Linked DNA regions of Homo sapiens: region 1 is linked to region 2. A link is a loop called in an ENCODE intact Hi-C map of the cell type or tissue named here. Cell type or tissue: Caco-2. All regions are shown on one strand. Links, peaks and the distances in the headings refer to the core of each region. The heading gives the core; the rest is flanking DNA. Region 1 overlaps EPS8 (EGFR pathway substrate 8, signaling adaptor). Region 2 overlaps EPS8 (EGFR pathway substrate 8, signaling adaptor).

Region 1 (2,812 bases), core at 62-2,561, 68 kb before region 2:
GGAAGAGAGACTTGAGTGAGCACATGAGCACACTCAGCCCCCTTGCCCTGTGATGCTCTCTGTTGTCCTGGGATTCTTGGAGAGTCCCCACCAGCAAGGAGGCTCTTAGCAGATGTAGCCCCTCGACCATGGACTTCTTAACCTCCATAACTGTAAGACATAAATTCCTTTTCTTTAGAATTACCCATTTCAGGTATTCTGTTATAAGCAACAGAAAACAGAGTAGGACAGGATTAGAAATATTTATAATGTTGCACTAAAGTTAGAACCAGTAGTCTTCAAGAAGCAGGTGGAGCAGCTCACATAATAATAGTACCTTTTGTGTGGCAGGTGTTACATACATTATCTTCTTTCACTGTTACAAGAGCCCTTTAAGGCATGCTTCTTTATCTCAGAATTACAGATAAAGGAATAGGCCCAGAAAGAAAAAGTGACTTGTGTCACACATGGGGAGAAAGGGACCGAATTGGGATGAGAACCCTGACCTGACTCCAAAATCCATGCCCTTTCCACTTGGTTGTGCTGCCCTTATTAAAGAAAAAGGGCAAGGATGGCCAGAGTGTCCTTAATTACATTCTTTTATTTAATACTGTGCTATATACTTGCTCAAATTACTACTGTGCCAAACAAGAATAGCGAAAAAGTTTGTGTATTTAAGCTCCACAAAGATTCTTCTAGCTTTGTTTTCTGTTGACTCATCTGTATCCTACTGACCAGAGGTATGTGGTGATGGAACACGGTTGTTTTAAAGAATGAGGATCTTTTAAAAAGAAACATTTGTGGGGAATTAGACAAAATAAAGCAAATAATGGTAGCATTAGCTAGTTATTTCTTTCTTTCCCTCATTGTATTTAAAGCTTCTCAAGGGCAGGGAACTGAGTCAGTTAAGTTCCCTGATGTATTTAAGGCCAACATATGACCATATGTGTCAGCCATATGACACACTCACAAAAGGCTTGCTGAATGAAATTAGCACTTATTATCATATTTTTACATAAATACTTAAAAGGGCATGAGTTTTCCTCACATAGGAAGTTGAGCATTACTACATTTCATTTGTTTATTCATTCATCTTTTATCGAGTGTTTGTTGAGTATCTGTTCTGTGCCAGACACCAGGAATACAAAGATGAGTAAGACAGGATCTCTGCCTTTTGTTGTCAGAAGGCTCAGAGAATGGAGGCAGCCAGACACCCGTTTTAGTACAGTGTGGAGCTGAAGGAAGTATATATTAAAAAACAAACAAACAATGGACTTTGGAATCAGACCTTATCTGCCTTGGTTTTCTTATCAAAGAGGTGGAAATGTCAAGTAGGTACTATTATCCATGGAGGATGTTAAATGAAAAGTGTGTATGCCTGTGTGTGTGTGTGTGTGTGTGTGTGTGTGTGTGTGTGTGTGTGTGTGTTTATCCCAGCACATAGCAGAAAGGAGAGCCTCACTGTGGCCGAGGGAGTCAGAAAAGTCTTTACTGGGGAAGGTGATGTTTGAGTCTCATAGAATGAATTTTTGAGGCAAAGCGAGACGCTCATCTCTCTCCAGGTAGAAAGATGAGCATGTTTGACATGTGCGGAATAGGTTGGCATGATGGGAGTGGTGGGAAATTCTGCACATTCCCACATTCAGAGCTTACGGGAGTATTAGAAAGAACTGAATGAGCAGTTATTTTTCATTTTTGTAAGTAACAATACAATAGAGTATTCATTACATTGTAGCAGAAGAGAATAAAGATACCAAACCTGTTTAAGAATTGCATAAATCTTCTCTTCTAGTCACATGGCCTTCTAAATGTAGCTCTTTATGTAGCAAACAAATTCATGTGTTCTTTTTCAGTCCTGTGATACTCAAGTGATTATATGGAATTTAAGAAAGAGAACTTGCATGTTTTTGGGTGAAATTGGAGGTCCTGTTTCAAACCATTCTTACATTTAGTAGCATAGCAACAAAAGAATGTAATAATCTATGAAGCCAGATCTAGTCCTGTTTAAGCCTGTCTAAAATTCTAAGCCATAGTTTCTGAACAGAACCTGAAACATACTATTTAGGAATGTACTAAAAAATAACTTGTTAAATGAATTATGTGCTTGATAAGAGATCAGAGTTCTATAATTGAAAAATTGTGTTTTTAATATAAGGGGAGAAGAAAAAGAGAAAGAAAAAATAGTGAGAAAAAAGATTGATAGAAGGAAGAGAAGTTTGTACTTAAATGAGGGAGAAACATTTTTCAAGTCCCTTATTGAGGGCTGTTGAATTATCTTCTGTTAACACCATTAGAATATTACTAAGTTATTCCTTATTATAGAAATACATGTATATTATTGAGATATTTGTTGGTTTAATGCAACAATAGAATGTTTCCAGTATCTGAAGTGGAAAAACAAAGCTGCAAATAAAAATATGTGTAAAATCTGTCTCTTTTGAGAAGACATTGATTACAGTTTATCTAATTTTCTGCAATAATTTTGACATTTAAAGTTGATGGTAATTTTAGACCTGAATGTACAATAAGATGATTTTAAGTGCTCTTTTAGAATTTAAAGAAAGATATACTTTTGATGATAGAGATAGAAGATACTTTTAACTGCTTTGCTAGTGAAAAGTCTGTTACATTTTGCTGGGCAAGGTGGCTCACGCCTGTAATCCCAGCATTTTGGGAAGCCGAGGCAGGCGGATCACCTGAGTTTGGGAGTTCGAGACCAGCCTGACAAACATAGAGACGCCCTGTCTCTACTAAAAATACAAAATTAGCCGGGCTTGGAGGCACATACCTGTAATCCCAGCTACTCGGGAGGCTGAGGCAGGAGAATTGCTTG
Region 2 (2,812 bases), core at 213-2,712:
TGATTGCTGAATTTTTTGTGGAGATGGGGTCTTGGTATGTTGCCCAGGCTGCTCTTGACTTCCTGGACTCAAGGGATCCTCCCACCCGTGGCCTATCAAAGAGCTGGGATTACAGGTGTGAGCCACTGTACCCAGCCTGTGCCATATCTTTATTCAAATATAATTTGGTTTTATAAAACATACAGATTTTTTAGTTTTATGTTCTTTATAGGCTCTTTTTTCTCTCTCCATTTCTTTAATAATTTAAATATACTTTTTTGGTGTCTTCATATTAAAAATCAGTTGAGCACTCAATTTTCTGTTTGGCATATTTGTTAATAATCACAGTAAATCATTTTCTCCATATTTTGTAATCTCTAAATTTATAAGCTCATCTTCATTGGGGATTGTTTTTTGTTTTGTTTTGTTTTGGTTTGGTTTTTCTACCCAAAGAAATCCCGTGGGGCCTTGTTTACCTCTCATCACTTTAAAATAGTTTTGTGTTTGTTTCTTCTAGATACTTTACAGATTTCACTGGCCCAGGATCTAATTCCTTAGATTGGAGATTCTTAATTTTTTTACCTAGGAGATTCTCATACAAATAAGATTCACATTTCAAAACTGTTGTGTCATAGGTTTAGGATTTTAATTTCTTATAGCATTTATAGCATTTCCCCTGTCCTCTTCACCCAGATTCTCAGAGACAAGCTCTCTTAAGTCTTAATATGACTATGAGTGAATTTCTCCTCCCCGACACCATTTTTTAACTATGAGGATAGACCTTTGAAGACAGCCCTGGTTTTCTGGAAGAATCTCAGTACCAACTTTATACCTCGTGTGCCCAGGGCCTCCCCTTCTGTCCCTGCATAAGTATCAGGACTGCTTTAGAGTTGTGAAGGTTTAATGGGGCTGGAAATCCAGCAGAGTGCTTTCTCTCTTGAGGGAGCACTTTCTTCTGTTCTTTCTCCTTCAAGAGGCATCTTGTTACCAATTTCAATCTATACTTAAGTGCTGAAGAGACTCCAGTGATTATCCCCATAGCTCCAGTGTTGGCCACAGCTGACAGTGTATGCTTTTGTGCTTACTATTTTGGCCATCAGTTCTGGCTTTGGTTTAGCATCAGGGAATTATCTTTATTGCAAGTAAAGCTATGTATTTAATTTTGTTACACTTATTTTCTTCTTTTCTTAGTGTCTGTAGTGGGAAGTCTTCATGAGCTCAGTTGGCCATATTTCTGTACCTGGAATTCCCGTAAGTTACTTATTAACTACCGTTTCTCAGATTCTACCTCTCTAAAATGGGAGTAATAATGGTGTCTGTGTATATAGCGTTAATTTAGACCACACAGTAAGCTTTCAGTCAATGCTAGCCAGTATTATTTTCACCATTTAAAACTTAAAAAAAAAATCATCTTAGGCAAGAGTTGGAAGTGTAGTGGTAGCTGTGTTTACTTACTTAACAAGAGGAGGAAATCTTAGTTAACGCCCTAGAGAAACCAAATCAGAAATTTTGTTTGGTACAGTACAATGCCGAAACTGACGCTTAGAGTCCCACCCTTTCTGACGTTGTGCCAAAGGTCACTTGGCACATAAGTAAACTGAGTGGAATGGCCTCTCAATATTGCCTGGACGATTGCTTAGAGGAGTATTTCCTGAACTGTGTGGGTAGGTAAGTTTGAATTTGTTAATATTTTCTTTGCTAAGGAGGGCTCTCAAAGGCGTAATTATTATAAAGGGTATTTGTAGACCTTGAAACATGTAGCAATACTTTTAGTCCAAGTAAGCCCTTTGATTGCTTTTTAACTTCCCATTTAGTATTCCAAGTGGATTCTGAACTTGGTGAAATTAGTGGTAACCCAGTCTCCTCAGGGTCTTGCCTCCTGTCTTCTGGCTTACAGAGGTGGAGATTCAAAGGATTTCTTTCCTTTAGGTCATGGTATTTAAGAGAATAATTTTCCCCTCATATTATAGCTAAGAAGAGGTCTGTTGACTATTACAGATTGGGAATCCATGGGCATAATATACGAAATGTTTAAAAAATTACTTTGAACTTAACCTTATATGCAAAACATTGATTATCTTATAAATATTAACTGCTTTGGATTGTTTACACAATGTTAGTTGTACTATGAAAATTTGCTTATTAACCAGGTTTAGACTTCTTAGGTTGTTCTTGGCTTTGAGTCCACAGATTTAACACTGCCAAATTTCTGTGTAAACATTTTGCTTGGGACCTAAAATACAGTTGAATATGTGTATTTAAAGTTTTTTTTTTTAAAGCCCATGTATATTAATGGAACTTGTAAATGTTTAAATAGTCAATTAATGGAAGCTTTTAAGAAACAACTCTTTCAAAATATTCAATTTTATAATTATGATGTTTTAAATATCAAACTTGAGTTAGTGACAAACATGTAATTCATAATATATAAAGATCTATAAGTAGTTCTTATTGATTTATTACATTTAATCTTACTCAGAAGGAACTTTTTTGTTATTATTCTGTCACTAATAATTAAGTGCAAGGCTATTTAAAAACAAATAAGAGCTAATAACATTGTAACACAGACTAGATAGAGAGCAAAAATAAATAACTGATTAAGTTACTGTTTTGGTCTTGGGAAATGTGGTAGGTTCTTGAGTTTAGGTGCCATGGTTATGGCTGTTTTGATCCTTTTTTGAAATACATTCTTGGATGTGTTGATTTTCTTGTAATGTCACTATTATTTCTTAAGACCCTTATATACTGTAAAGAGCATTATCAATTTACACAAATTTTAACTACCCATAGAAATATTGTATACAGCTTTTTTGTAGCATAAATAGGTGAAGTT

Evidence for each region. A loop is a pair of places that touch in the nucleus more often than their neighbours do. Peaks named below come from ENCODE experiments on the same cell type or tissue, not always from the same donor. Only the 100,000 strongest peaks of a DNase experiment are listed, where the experiment ranks them.
Region 1: a loop joins it to region 2, with 2.8 times the contacts of the local background. A loop is called at or near these places in 15 of 110 quality-filtered maps.

What each region holds. Positions count from the first base shown.
Region 1 is chr12:15,779,077-15,781,888 of GRCh38, reverse strand. All of the region lies in intron 1 of EPS8 (EGFR pathway substrate 8, signaling adaptor), which reads left to right. Among named protein-coding and RNA genes, the nearest start is that of EPS8, 8.9 kb to the left of the region's middle. In Caco-2, for the core only: no CTCF peak of the experiment used is centred there; DNase peaks (open chromatin) are centred at 1,188 and 1,398.
Region 2 is chr12:15,711,684-15,714,495 of GRCh38, reverse strand. The region is part of intron 1 of EPS8 (EGFR pathway substrate 8, signaling adaptor); the gene reads left to right. Among named protein-coding and RNA genes, the nearest start is that of EPS8, 76 kb to the left of the region's middle. In Caco-2, for the core only: no CTCF peak of the experiment used is centred there; a DNase peak (open chromatin) is centred at 1,555; H3K4me3 peaks cover 1,472 bases.